4 separate regions of the Homo sapiens genome follow, and all the other regions are linked to region 1. The links are chromatin contacts, found by Hi-C or POLR2A ChIA-PET in ENCODE. All regions are on one chromosome and are shown on one strand. The core of a region is the stretch at or near the end of the contact, and the rest is flanking DNA. Distances in the headings are between cores, read along the strand shown. Region 1 holds the start of GPATCH2L (G-patch domain containing 2 like). Region 2 holds the start of FLVCR2 (FLVCR choline and putative heme transporter 2). Region 3 holds the start of LINC02288 (long intergenic non-protein coding RNA 2288). Region 4 holds the start of VASH1 (vasohibin 1).

What was found. Hi-C counts contacts between places; a loop is a spot of excess contacts on that map. ChIA-PET counts read pairs that join two places held with the same protein, here RNA polymerase II (POLR2A). Pooled maps may share reads with other maps.
Region 2: a loop to region 1 is called in a map of PC-9, with 9 times the contacts of the local background. The contact joins the promoter of FLVCR2 here to the promoter of GPATCH2L in region 1. A Hi-C loop is called at or near these places in 2 of 168 maps with a recorded cell type or tissue (PC-9 and naive thymus-derived CD4-positive, alpha-beta T cell) and 11 of 50 pooled maps.
Region 3: a loop to region 1 is called in a pooled map, with 10 times the contacts of the local background. The contact joins the promoter of LINC02288 here to the promoter of GPATCH2L in region 1. A Hi-C loop is called at or near these places in 1 of 37 single-sample maps with no recorded cell type and 6 of 50 pooled maps. POLR2A ChIA-PET finds 5 or more read pairs at or near these places in 1 of 52 experiments (MCF 10A).
Region 4: a loop to region 1 is called in a map of naive thymus-derived CD4-positive, alpha-beta T cell, with 4 times the contacts of the local background. The contact joins the promoter of VASH1 here to the promoter of GPATCH2L in region 1. A Hi-C loop is called at or near these places in 1 of 168 maps with a recorded cell type or tissue (naive thymus-derived CD4-positive, alpha-beta T cell) and 12 of 50 pooled maps.

What each region holds. Positions count from the first base shown.
Region 1 is chr14:76,150,181-76,153,397 of GRCh38, reverse strand. GPATCH2L (G-patch domain containing 2 like) reads right to left here and starts at 1,476. Exons shown (of 10, transcript NM_017926.4): 1 at 1,407-1,476.
Region 2 is chr14:75,577,185-75,580,428 of GRCh38, reverse strand. FLVCR2 (FLVCR choline and putative heme transporter 2) reads right to left here and starts at 1,809. Exons shown (of 10, transcript NM_017791.3): 1 at 788-1,809. The coding sequence starts at 1,456. It overlaps FLVCR2-AS1 (FLVCR2 antisense RNA 1), which reads left to right and starts at 841. Exons shown (of 3, transcript NR_110552.1): 1 at 841-2,652. RefSeq lists a silencer at 1,864-1,933 and an enhancer at 2,644-2,703.
Region 3 is chr14:77,039,719-77,042,804 of GRCh38, reverse strand. It overlaps LINC02288 (long intergenic non-protein coding RNA 2288), which reads right to left and starts at 1,756. Exons shown (of 4, transcript NR_110554.1): 1 at 1,528-1,756. RefSeq lists enhancers at 2,054-2,143, 1-2,277, 1,553-2,284 and a silencer at 2,394-2,583.
Region 4 is chr14:76,759,864-76,763,069 of GRCh38, reverse strand. It overlaps VASH1 (vasohibin 1), which reads right to left and starts at 1,602. Exons shown (of 7, transcript NM_014909.5): 1 at 1-1,602. The coding sequence starts at 248. RefSeq lists silencers at 1,076-1,345, 1,446-1,635.

The DNA of each region.
Region 1 (3,217 bases), core at 227-2,726:
ATTTCAAGAAATGACAGTAGTAGGAGCAATCTTCAAAATTCCCCCTTAAGGGGAAATATTTAATTTGTACAGCATCTAATTAAATACATATTAAATTTTTAGCACTTTTCTCTTGCCTCTATGCCCAAAGTATTTCAAGATCAGCTTAAAATTCTAAGTGGTGCCACTCTCTGACCATATTCCCATTCATTCAGTTTTCACTTTGCAAAGGGCTTTCTAAAACCTATTTTCATGCTGTGCCTATGCCAATGAACTTAAAGACAGGAAAACAGTCCTCTGGCTTATCTGCCACACCTGTAGGAGCAATAGTGACACCTACTTCCAAAACTACCATACAAACGAAGCTTCTCAAAGTGTCCAAAAGCACATACATTTAAACAAGACCAAGTTCTTTTAAGCATTAAGAAGTGGTTTATCAACACCTGTGAAAAGAAGGGGAAAAAATGGGAAAAAAAAAAGTGGATTAAAATGCCATGATTGAGGTTTGGGAGACAACTGTCCCTAAGACCAAAATAAAGAAACAAGTGGGAACAGCATGTCAAAATCTACTTCCCTAATAAAGAATTACTGCTTTAAAAACTCAGGCAACAAAAATACAAAAAACAAAAACAAAAGAACAAATAAAAACCTCAGGCAGAACAGCACAAACTTGAACATGGAACGAAGTCATCAAACAACTTGCAGTCGAATGCCTGTGCAGAATCCTTTCCTGCCTCAAAGCCTGTAATTCCAACAGTAGTGACAAAAGAACCCTAGAACTCCCCATCTCCAGTCGCGGATGCACACTCTCGAGAGGACCCGGCGGCCAGGCACGCACCCGGGCAGAGATGAGGCTGAGTCACGCACAGGAAGGAACGGGTAGCTGGTGGACAGCAAGTAAGAAGAGAGACAGGAGCAGGGTGGAAGTGAGGGGCGGAGTAGGAGGTGGGAGAGGCAGGAGGCAACTGCTCATTTGGGCTCACGAGGGGCGGGGATCGGCTCTTCTAGGGCAGAAACTGCCAAAATGCAAGTCTTGGCGACTGAGCTCCCTCCGGGATCGGGGGTCGCAACATGGCCACATATATGACAAAAACTGTGTTTCGAAGGACTCTCCACCACGCCCCGGCCCGTCCCTGAGGGCTGGGGCGACCATGGCTCGGGACACCAAGCCCTCAGGCTGCAGCCCGCCCCAGAGAGGCAGAAAGAAGAAAGGGGAAGAGGGGGCTGTGGCCCCGGAGACGGCCCGACCCACATCCCCAGGGATGGGGACAAGGGCCCTGAAAAGCAAGGCCCCACCACCCTCACCCTCCGGCCGTCTGCCGCAGCCCCAAGACGCCCTTAGCCGCTCAGCCGCGGCTTGGCGCTCCGATCCCCTCTGGTACTAGCCCCCAGGACCCCAACACTCTCAACCCATTCCTCCCCCTCACCAGCTGCCGCAGCCACCTCCAACGGCCGCCGCTTTTTGGGCCGACTCTCACCGCCGGGGCTTCCCTCTCTGACCTCATTTCCGGTCTGGGCCGGAGGGGTGGGGCGGTGGCGAGTGGGAGGGGCTGGCTGCACGATTGGGCCCCTGACCCAGTGCTTCCGCCCGTGGCCACACCCACTTCCGCCCCGCGGTGGGCGGAGCCACAGGAAGCCAGGAGATGGGGCAGGGGACAAGGAGGGGTGTTGAATAGGGTCTGGCCGGGAAAGGGCGTCTCAGGGGTTGAGGTGCCCCACGTGGGGAAAGACCCCTGCATGCTGGCCTCATCTTCCTTAGGGGCTTCCAGAAATTGGGCGCTAGGCAGGGATGTCAGCTTATCTCTTGCTTTCTGACCTTTTTAATGGGTCTGTGAAGTTGAGGGGAAATGGATCTTAATGACGTCTACCCTGTGAGCTGGTACAACCTTTGGAAGAGGTTGTTTTGCACTGAGTTACTCAGAACATTTCAAATTGCCTTGAGCAATAAAACAAGTGATATTGGATTATAACTCAAAGTACAAAAGAAATATTCATGAGCCCATGCCGATATAAGTGATTGAATAAATTAACGAATGAGGAAGAAGAGATAAATCCCCCACAGAAGAATCTCAAATAACTTATGTAGACAGCCATCCTGCAGCATAACTTCTGCCTCCTTAAATGTGGGCTGTGCATAGTGACTTCCTTCCCAAAAGTACAACATCTGTAAAGGGGAAAATGAGTGATTTTACAGGGGAGAAACCTGGCAAACAGTAATTCAGCCAGGTGATCAAGACTATGTGCTAAATCATGTTGATAGTATGTGGAATGATATATGATGAGAATGGCACTTTATGGTACTTTCCTTCCAAATCTCATAACCCAGTCTAATTATAAGAAAAAAAAATCAGACAAACCCGAATTGAGGGACATTCTGCAGAGTGCATGACCAGTATTCTTCAAAATTGTTAAGATCAGCAAAGGCAAGGGAAGTCTAAGAAACTCAGAGCCAAGAGGAGCCTAAGGAGGCATGACAATGTAATATGGTGTCCTGGGTGTGACGCTGCAATTGAAAAAAGAACATTAGGTAAAAACTAAGGAAATCTGGATAAAGTATCAACTTTAGTTAATCATAATGTATCGGGCCGGGTGAGGTGGCTCACGCCTGTAATCCCAGCACTTTGGGAGGCCGAGGCAGGCGGATCACCTGAGGTTGGGGGATTGAGACCATCCTGGCTAACAGGGTGAAAACCTGTCTCTGCTAAAAATACAAAAATTACATGGGCATGGTGGCACGTGCCTGTAATCCCAGCTACTCGGGAGGCTGAGGCAGGAGAATCACTTGCACCTGGGAGGCGGAGGTTGCAGTGAGCCAAGATCGCACCATTGCACTCCAGCCTGGTCTACAAGAGTGAAACTCCGTCTCAAAATAATAATAATAATAATAACGTATCAATATTGGTTGCAATTGTGAGATGTGTTATACTTCTGTAAGAGTGAATAGCCTGGTGTGGTGGCTCACACCTGTAATTCCAGCACTTTGGGAGGTTGAGGTGGGCGGATCACCTGAGGTCAGGATTTCGAGATCAGCCTGGCCAACATGGTGAAACCCCGTCTCTACTAAAAATACAAAAAATTAGCCAGGTGTGGTGGCACATGCCTGTAGTCCCAGTCCCTACTCAGGAGGCTAAGGCAAGAGCATCGCCTGAGCCCAGGAGGCGGAGGTTGCAGTGAGCAGAGATCGAGCCACTGCACTCCAGCCTGGGCGACAGAGTGAGACTCAGCCGTCACAAAAAAA
Region 2 (3,244 bases), core at 560-3,059, 570 kb after region 1:
CAGTGGTCTGGCTAAAGGACGTTTGCTTTAAATATTCCCATAAATATTTGCTTCGAGTATTTGGAGACGGCATTCAGGTTCACAACCTGCCCAGCTTTCTGGATCATAACCACATTGAGATGCAAAGAATTTGAGCTTCTCCTTCCAATAAGAAAGAAAGAGAAAAAGATTAAGACATGAACTACCCTTTCTAGGCCATGGAAACTCAGAGTGAGATTTCTACTCCATCCTGCTGGACTTGGCTCTAAATCCCAGGCAAGGAGTTTGGCACAAAGCACTGCTCCCACTGTCCTGGCTTCAGCTGTGTGTAAAACAAGGTAAAAGCAGTGCCAAACACCACCAGGCATGGCTTTGCAATTCTATGCAGTAGAGGAGATACTGCACTCTAGGAAAGCTGGTTGGTCCAACTGAAAGCACTGCCAAGTTCTGATGACACCAGAATAGTCTGATGCCCAGGGGCTGCTGCCAGACAGAAGAGCATTCCTGAAATTACAGGTCTAAGTTGGTGGACTGACACAGGTTCGAGAACGACACAGCGAAGGTATAGTATGTTCTAGAAGCATGCTTTTGGCTGGGGCAAGAGCAACTGTGGATGAAAGAGCAGGTCCCCCTGCTTTTGTTTCCCGCCTCTCTTACAGCATCACAATCACTGCCTGTCACACCCAGTTACTGTCACCCAGAGTCACAAACACTGTTGGACAATCAGCAAATTATAGCCTACCACACCCAATAGTTAGGTGCAATCTAACACACGCCCCTGGGAACATTCACAAACTGTTCTACCTACCTGATTGCCAAAGACAGCCACGGAGCAGGCTGTTGAAACCTCATTAGCCCCGAACCAGACGGAAGCGATGCGGGAGGGCATGCCCAGGATGAAAACCTGGGCCACAGAGCAGATGAGCTGGCCCACCACGGTGACCGGAAAGAGATGCGGCTTCAGGCTGCCCAGCTTCACCCAGGCCCCCAGGCAGTTGAGAGCCGAGCCAGTGAGAGCAATGGTGCGCAGGCCGAACTTCTCCAGCAGCCAAGCCACTGGCAGGAGCAGAGGGATGTAAGTCAGCATGTAGCACATGGACAGCCAGTCAATGGCAAAGGCACTGACACCGTAGAAGTGCATGAAGATGTTATTGATGGAGCCGTACTGGATCCACTGAAAGGAGTTGCACATGGAGTAGCAGCTAAACACCAGGACCACGGCCCAACGGCGCCTGCTCACCTTGATCACGCTGAGGTCCTCAGGGCCCGAGCTACTGGGGTGAGCCAAGCCACTGGGTTGGGCTAAGGCACTGGGGTGGGCCGAACTGCTGGGGTGGACAGAGACGCTGGGGTTGATGGAGACGCTGGGATGGACCGAGACGCTGGGATGGACCGAGACGCTGGGGTCCGCTTGGAGTGCGGACTCCGGCACAGGGGTGTCATCGCTCTCTTCCTGGTTGGGACCTTCATTCACCATCGCCACAGTCTCCTCTGGAATCCTGGAGAAGTGGTGAGGACTCCGGCAGTCTTAAGGGACAGTGGCCTCTGCTGGTCTCTTAGAGTTGAAAGGACACTTGCCTATTCCAGAAGAAACAGAGACTAGAGGCTGCGTAAAAGCCTCAAGTGGGGCTTCCTGTGCTCACCTCCAAGCTCCTGCTCCCACTTTTGCTTGGGGCTCTCTGTTGCCACCCGCGGCGATCGCTGTCCCAAGGCCGGCCGCACACGCCGCAGCCGGCTCCGGACCGCTCCTGCCTTGGGTCTCCCCACGAGGCGTTCCTTGTGCAGGAAAAGTTCTCTCCTTGCGCAGCCACTTCGCCCGCAGAGTCCTCTCCCGGGCCAGCTTGGGGCCTCGCCCAGTCGGGCACACGTGACCGCCCCGCCCCCGTCCTGCCTGGCTTCTTCCGCCCCCAACCCCCCCGCCACCACTCCACCCCCGACCCAGTGTCTCTTGCCTTCTCGAGCCCGGTCCTCCGGGCAGAGCAGTTGTTTCGCCACAGCTTGCGGGATGCATTCCTCCCCCACGCCCCGGGCGCCATGGAAACCGCCCGGTTAACCCCCACCCTTTGCACTGCCCCTCATATTCATTTGCCACCCGCTATCAGCGGACCCTGCAAGAAGATCCGCCTTCCCGAAGTAATGCCCAAAATAGAGCCTCTCCGGTGCCTGTCCGCATGCCCTGCGCGCGTGCACCAAAGCCCGGCGCCACCTAAGTGTTCTGGGGAATTCAAGAGGGATTCCCCAACTTTCTCCCCCTTGGCTTAGGCTCCCAGCCCTTTGCTGAACTAAAGAGAGATTTGTAGATTTCCCGGGCTGGTTGCGCTCCTGGGTTAAAGGGGAGTTACAGAAAACTCGCTTTACTCGCTTCTTTCCCTGCGGACGTGGTTTTGTCTTGGGGAGGTTAGATTTGAACCTGTTATGTGGGGCTATTTTTCCTGATGGATTCTGGGCGAAGACCCTAGGGTGCGGGGGAGGGAAAGGAGAGTTTGAAGAAGCCGAAGAAGCTGTCCGCGGTTGTGTGATGGAACGCTTAGCACAGAGCTGGCTCCGGGCTTGGTCTTGGAAGCGGTCTTTGAACTCAAGCAGCCCTAGTCTGCCACCTGCCGGTCCTAGCCCATTTCAAAGGGCAAACCCTCGACTCGTTGCACTGACCTCTGTCCTTGGCGAGGGATCCTGGTAAGGAGCCCAAATTCTCCCTGAGTTCAAACACCAGCTTAGCTACAATGAGGTGCCACTGTAGACCAAGGAACTCCACCTCTCTGCGCTTCAGTTTCTTCATCTGTAAAATGGAAATGATGAAATAATAGTACCTACCTCACCGTGTTGTTCTGAGACTTGAATGAATTAATACACGAATGCACTTAGAAAATTCCTGCCACATAGTAAGCATTCCGCGAATGCTGGCTATCCTAGCAAAAAGCTAACATTTGTTGTACAGTGCTAAACAAATTGAATGCATTAGCTCATTTATGCATCACAAGAATTCTGTGATAAAGTTACTATTGCTGGCCTAAATTTTATAGACAAGAAAACCCAGACTCAGAGAAGTGAAGTAACTTCTTTCTGAAGGTCCCAGCTGGCAAGAAGAGCCATAATTCTCGTTCAAGTCTGTAATCATTCAAGCTGTAGCCTAGCTATTCAAGCACAGTCTGTGGTTAGCAGCGTGGGCACCTGTGGGAGCTTTTTAGAAGGCCAGAATCCCCTCCAGTGTTAAGGCCTTAAAAAACAAAACGGCAACCACAAAACAACCAAGAAGGTTGTCAGGCCC
Region 3 (3,086 bases), core at 507-3,006, 890 kb before region 1:
ACTCGGGAGGCTGAGGCAAGAGAATTGCTTGAACCCGGGAGGCGGAGGTTGCAGTGAGCTGAGACTGCCCCACTGCACTCCAGCCTGGGCGACAGAGGAAGACACCGCCTCAAAAAACAAAACAAAACAAAAATAAATAAATATAATACATCTGGGCTAGAGGTGGCGAACATTTAGGATAGATTCTGTATCTCTTGACCTTGATGACAGGGACATGTCAGGGTCTGCTTTGTTCATCCAGCTTAAAACTGTCACCAGAAGCCCTGGATAAAAATGCAGCCTCTGATTCACACACGGTCAGGAAACATGCCTTGTGCTCAGTACAGAAACATGTCCGTCAACCTGGGAAAGGAATCACCACCACGAAATATGCTTTTGGCTTGCCAAAGCTTAGCAGCTGTGAGAGCCAAAAACCCAGCTGCCTGGACTGTCTGGGGAAGTTGGCGGGAGGGAGGGGGGGTTGCTTTCTGAATCACCTGATTTCTGCCTCTAACTCTAGTTTAATTCCAAGTCGAAACCTATCTTGAAATGTCTCAAGAGCCTACTGCTCCTAAAAATTGTAGGTTTTAGCTAACCCTTCAGCTCTGTGCCTGCTGGCAAGGTGAAGCAGATGGCGTTTGTTGATTATTTATTTGGAAGGGGCTACTTTGGAATCAGGAAATTCCAGCGAGACAGAGTGCATCGCCTTGGCCAGAGCTGCCGTGACAATCACGAGCAGACACCCAGAGACAGTCAAGTTCAAAGAAATTGCAGCTAAGCCCCAGGAACTTGGGGCATTTTCAGTCTTTCTCGTCTCCTGGCCTCCATGTTCACCATGCACTTAGGAAGAAATGTTTCGTTCAGTTCAACATTCTGTGGTCTTCAAGTGTTTGAATACAAGGGCCCACATTCAAGGTCCCGCTTTGTCAAAAGGGCTTCACGAAGCTAACAGGCCTCTGACTTGTGTTTCATCCTGAAGCCCCTCATTATACAGACAGATCAAAACAGAAATCCCCCCTGCCTTAATGCCCAGCACATAAAGTCCTCTTTAATTAACATACACCATTTTTCAGTGAAACAGCCTCAAGGTGTTAAAAGTGCATAAAGGTCTGAAAGCTGAAGCCCAAGATAAACAGTGTGCCGAAATATATTTAGCAGAAAATATTGAAAGCCACAGGAAAAATAAGTTCCCTTCCTGGGATGTTAACGAATGTTTAGGTTCAGGAAACCTTCAGGAAGTAGCGAGCCGAGAAGGAATACTGCTCACCGTTTTTACCCCCAATGTAAATAAATCACTAAACCTCTTTGGTTTCCATAGGCCTGGGCTGGAGTGGAATATTTCATTTTTTCCCCATTAAACAGGCCACCCGGAGTGTTGGCATTACAGGCCTGAAAATATACCAAATCTGAATGTGCTATTTTGTTTCTGTACATTAAATCAGACTGTGTTTCAAACGGCAGTTCGTGCTAAATGGGGGGCTGATGATCCAGACTGTGCACCCTCACACACCTGAAATTGGCGCAGCGTAAATGATAGATCTGTTTCACCTTGGATCTCCCCGTGTCTTGTCTCCTACAGGAACACACCCTCTGTCGTTGTTGCCCAAGGTGATGTCATGTTCATTCTAAAGGCCGCGGTTCCAAGGGGACTACACCACAAGAAGATGCCTTCAGAAAGACCCAGATTTCCTGCGGTCTCAGGTAGGCGGCAGGGAGCAAGAGAACAAGGAAAGGACCCGCCACCACTCTCCCCAAGATGGATGCTGCATGATGTAAGTGGCTGGCTAAAATATCTGGCATCCTTGCAGTTTTAAGTTGCCAGCTAAATATTATTAAAAAGATAAAATACACGCAAACTGTGCAGAATGCAGGGCTGCTGTGTTTACATCCGGGTTTTGATGACTCAAAGACTTACACTTGAGCTTGCTGAAAAGCCTCTATTAAAAATACCGCTTTGTGAAAGCCCCCAGGGAGCAGGAAGAAAGCTGGGGGTGTGAAAGAGGAGAGCGGGAGGATGGTGACCCACCCAAGGACGGCGCTGACACCTGTGCTCCGGGCTGGCACTTAAGGCCAAGGAAGTGCTTAGAGGTTAACCTCCTCTCACCCTCGGAACCAGAGCGGGGAGGGTTAACCTTTTTCCAGAACATTTATTTCACCATCTCACTGACTAGAGGGAGGAGGGGCGGGAGGGGGAGAACGAGAGCCTGCCGCGCAGAGAGGCTGCGGATCACAAGGCCATTCTGATAGCCTCCTGTCCCCATGGCAACTGCAACGGCATTTATCAGTTCCTTCTGCGCACAGGCACAGCAAATCTGCATTGCACATGGCAGGCTTCCAGCATTTCAAATGAAAGAGCACTTTGAACGGCTGCCAAGTTTGGAAGGAGCAGAACTGTCAGGGCTGCTTAAAGCTGGCAGTTTATACTGGGGAGGTTTTCGCTTCCCACAATTCTCCGGGCCTGGCGAGCCGCCAAGTACTTAGCGGAAGCTAAAAAGTAACTCGCTCCCCTCCCTCCCCTCCCCTCCCCCTGCTCACGCTCCCCCTCCACACTATTCACCGCAGTGCTCTCAAAATTTTCCACATGTCCTGTGTCACCAGTGCAGACTGTACAATGAAAACCAGAACGCCGGCTGCCCACGACCAGGCTTTTATTAATAAATAACGGAGGGAGGAGGAGGAGGGGTTGGGATCAGACACTGACAGCTGGGGCACCGGGTCTCCGCGTACCTGCCAAAACCCCATAACCACTGGGTGTGAATGCGTGTGGTGTGTGTGCCTTTCAGCCTTAAAAATACATTAATAAAAATAAAAATAAAGGGAGCCTCAGAGCTGTAGACACCCTGAGTACCAGGGGAGGAGGGGTGGGTTTCGGTTGGATGGTTTGGCGCTTTATTTAGGGTGGGAATGGAGGTCTTGCAGGCAGCGTTGTTCAGATCCAGCCTTTCTAAGATCTGTAGGGAAGAGGGTTGTTATTGAGAGCTAAGCCTGTTTCTGGAGCTTTCCTTGAATCTCTCAGATGTCATGGTGAAAGCTGTGAGGCCACAGATGGGGAGGGAGTTCGGAGATGCTTTTCAATGCAAAGTTTACCAGATAACTTCTGACCGTCA
Region 4 (3,206 bases), core at 353-2,852, 610 kb before region 1:
TTGGCCACGTGTTTCCACATCCTTTCCCAGGTGGCCTCATCCACAGGTAGCCCACCCCGGTTGACAAAGAAGGGGACGCCTCCGTCTCGCAGGTCCTCTTCCCCTTCCTCTTCTGGCTCCTCATCTCTCTGGGCTGAGGTTCCTTCGCTGGTCTCCAAACGCCTGACCCCAGAGGGGGCGGTGGCCGCAGCGGACGTTGGAGTGGCACCGCTGCTGCCACCCCCAGCCACCTTCTTCCCCCCTGGCATCCCTAAATCTTCGAGGGGGGTGGTGGAGGCGGGAAAACAACTGGCTCACAAGAGGCCTCCCACACACCGGCTGCAGAGATAACACATGGCCAGAGTGCAAGGCGCCTTTAAGAAATCAGGGCGTGGCTCCTGTACAATAAAATACGACTTGATAAAAAAAATCAGTGCAATAAGGTGAATTAGGGTCCGAGGGGGTGGGTTGTCTGGGGTCAGCCTTGGAGGCCTTGTTCTGTTTGAAAAACGGAATAAAGAGAACACACCCCAACTTGGCAGCCGTCACAAAGCACCCCCATCTAACTGCGAGAACAATGACGGGCAGCAGTGAGGGCTGGCAGAGCGGAGAAAAGTCGGAGGGAAACTGAGGCCAGACAGCTCGGACCAGCGGCTGCAGAAAGGACAGAGTCAAGGCACGGGTGCCCACTGGGCGCCCTGGGTCTCAGTTTCGGAGGGAACAAAATCCCCTACACAACTCTCGCACGCTCACATCTGCGCGCGCCCCAAGGAAGACCGAGGCGACTCCCGGCCGCGCGAGCTCGGAACCAAGACCCCCGGGCGGGAGAGCGGCGCTGGGGGGCGATTTCTCCGACGCGACGAGACAAGTCCGGGAGCCAAGACTCGCAGCTGGCCGGGAGCGGGGAGGGGGCGCGCGCCGACGCGCACATTCCCCGCCTGCGGCCAACTCCCTGCACAAAGTGGGCTTTGTCTGGGTCCCCTGTCCCCTCGTCCCCAGAAACAGCGGCGGAGTCCCCAGAAAGGGAGCGGGCGCGGCGGGGAGGCGAAGGCTGCGAGCCCCGAGGCCCAGCGGGTCCCCACTCGGGCGCGTCTCAGCGGGAGGACGGCTGGCACCTGGCGCCGCGCTGCACCAGCCGAGCCATCGCAGGGCACGGGGCCCGCGGCTCAGCGGGACCGGCTCGGGCGGCGCGCAGGGGCCAGGCTGAGGTCACTGAGCGGCGGGCTGCGGCCGCGGGGTCGCTGCCTGGGACTGGCTGCAGCATGGGCGGTGGCGCGGCCCGGGCGGGCGGAGGATGCTCCGTGGCTGTTCGCTCGGGCTGCAGCTGCCCTGGCTGAGGGTGGAGGAAGGACCGCGGGGCGGGGACCGCAAGCCCGGAGGCTCGCGCAGCCTCGGCCGGCGGATGTAGCTGGAGGCGAGTGACGAAGCCGGGCGAGCGCGCGCTGCGCTGGTGCCTGGGGAGCAGCCCGCCAACGCGGAGCCCGCCAACGAGAAGCCCACCAGCCGATCGCTGCTCGGCGAAGCTGGGGCCGCCGCTGCTGCAGCCCCGCCGCCCCTGGGCCCCGCTGCCGCCGACCACGTCCCCTGCCAGCCAGCCGCCCACCAGGCTCGACTACGGCCCGCGCCGCGCATGCGCTCCGTCCCCCCCTTAAAGGGCCAGCGCCTTCGCGCCCAGTCCTCCGCCCCCCGCGGCGGTGCCTCTGTCCCAAGTTACCCCAAGGACGCCGGTGGGCATTCGCTCCCTCCTCACCCAGCTGTCAGGGCGCCGCGAAGCCGGTGCGAAGCTGCGGAGGACGTTTTCAACGTGCCAGAGGGAGCGCAAACTCCATGGAGATTCCTAGCGCAGAAGGAATTCCTGCGGTCGGGAATTTCTTGAAAAAGATTCTTCGCAGGGGCCCTGAGCCGGTAGGACCGAGAGCACTGGCCTGGAAGACTGGGATTCTAGACCGGATTCAGTGCCTGTGTTGCTTTGGGACGTTCAGCAGTTCCCTTCCCTCTGTAGGCCTCAGTTTCCCCATATCCCAGCCGAGGTGGTCACAGTGAGTGAGCGCAGAGTCCCTCCCAGCGCGCACAGTTCTTAGAGGAGGACATCTAGGGATTGAGACGGGGGGTCACTATCTCTGGAAACGAAAAGGGTTAAAAGTCACCCTGTTTTATTCGATTGCCTGCACTGGTGGGAATGGGGTGCGCAGAGCTCACCCCTAGACCATCTGCCTAGACCGGGCTTTGGACGCTCTGGACCCCGCGGACCAGGGTGGGACCGCGACGTGGGCGTGGGAGGCAATGCTTGGGGAGGGTCCGCTGGCCTAGAGGAAGGTGAAAGTACAACCAGCTGTGGTGCGTGGTTGGACACTGGACGCACCCTCCGCCTCCCTCATGCCATAGAGTTGTAAATGGTGGGAAAGGCACTATCTCTAGGCTGAAGCCAAGAACTTTAGGAAGAGACGGCCGAGTGTGTGCTTTAAGATGCTCCCCCTCTCCCCTGCCTGTAGTTAGCATGAATCACAGTCTTGTGGGAGAATGCAGATTCCTTGGCCTTAGCCGGCAGATTCAGATTCCTTAGTTGTGGGGTCGTTGCATTTCTTGACAAGCTGAGGTTACTACACAAGGGCTGGGTTAAAGGCCTTAGAGAGACCCCAGGGCCTCAGTGGTTTCACATCTGTTCTCTAAAGCTGTCCCTAGTATCTGAACTTTCTGGGTACCCTGTGCTCCCGTAGCAACCTCTTACTACCTCCAGGGTCAGAAACCAAGGGTTATCAGTGATGGGAAGGATTGCAAGACTCCAAGAAAGTTAGTTCAGCCTGGATCTTCTTAAACTCACTAAGGCAAGAAGACTCCAAGCGTAGAAAAATCACTAGGGATCAACAACTATCACCCTGTATTGTATAAACCAAGTCTCAGAGGGTAATTTCCCCAAACTCACACAGCTAGTAAGTGGCAGAGCTAGAATGTGAACAGAAGTCTTACTTCTTCAGACACTTGTTTTTCACTCTATACATTGCTTCTTGTGTTAGCCAAGTGGTGCTGGTTTTAAAATTGGCTTGCAAGCTCTTGACCATTCTTTTCAAAAGATGGGATCTAATTCCTTTCCCCCTGAATGTGGGATGTACTTGGTGACTGGTGTCTAATGAATAAAGTGTGATGAAAGTGAAGCTGTATGACTCTTAAGACCAGGCCATAAAAAGGAGACAGCTTCTTCTTGGTTCCTCAGAAGAAACCAGCTACCA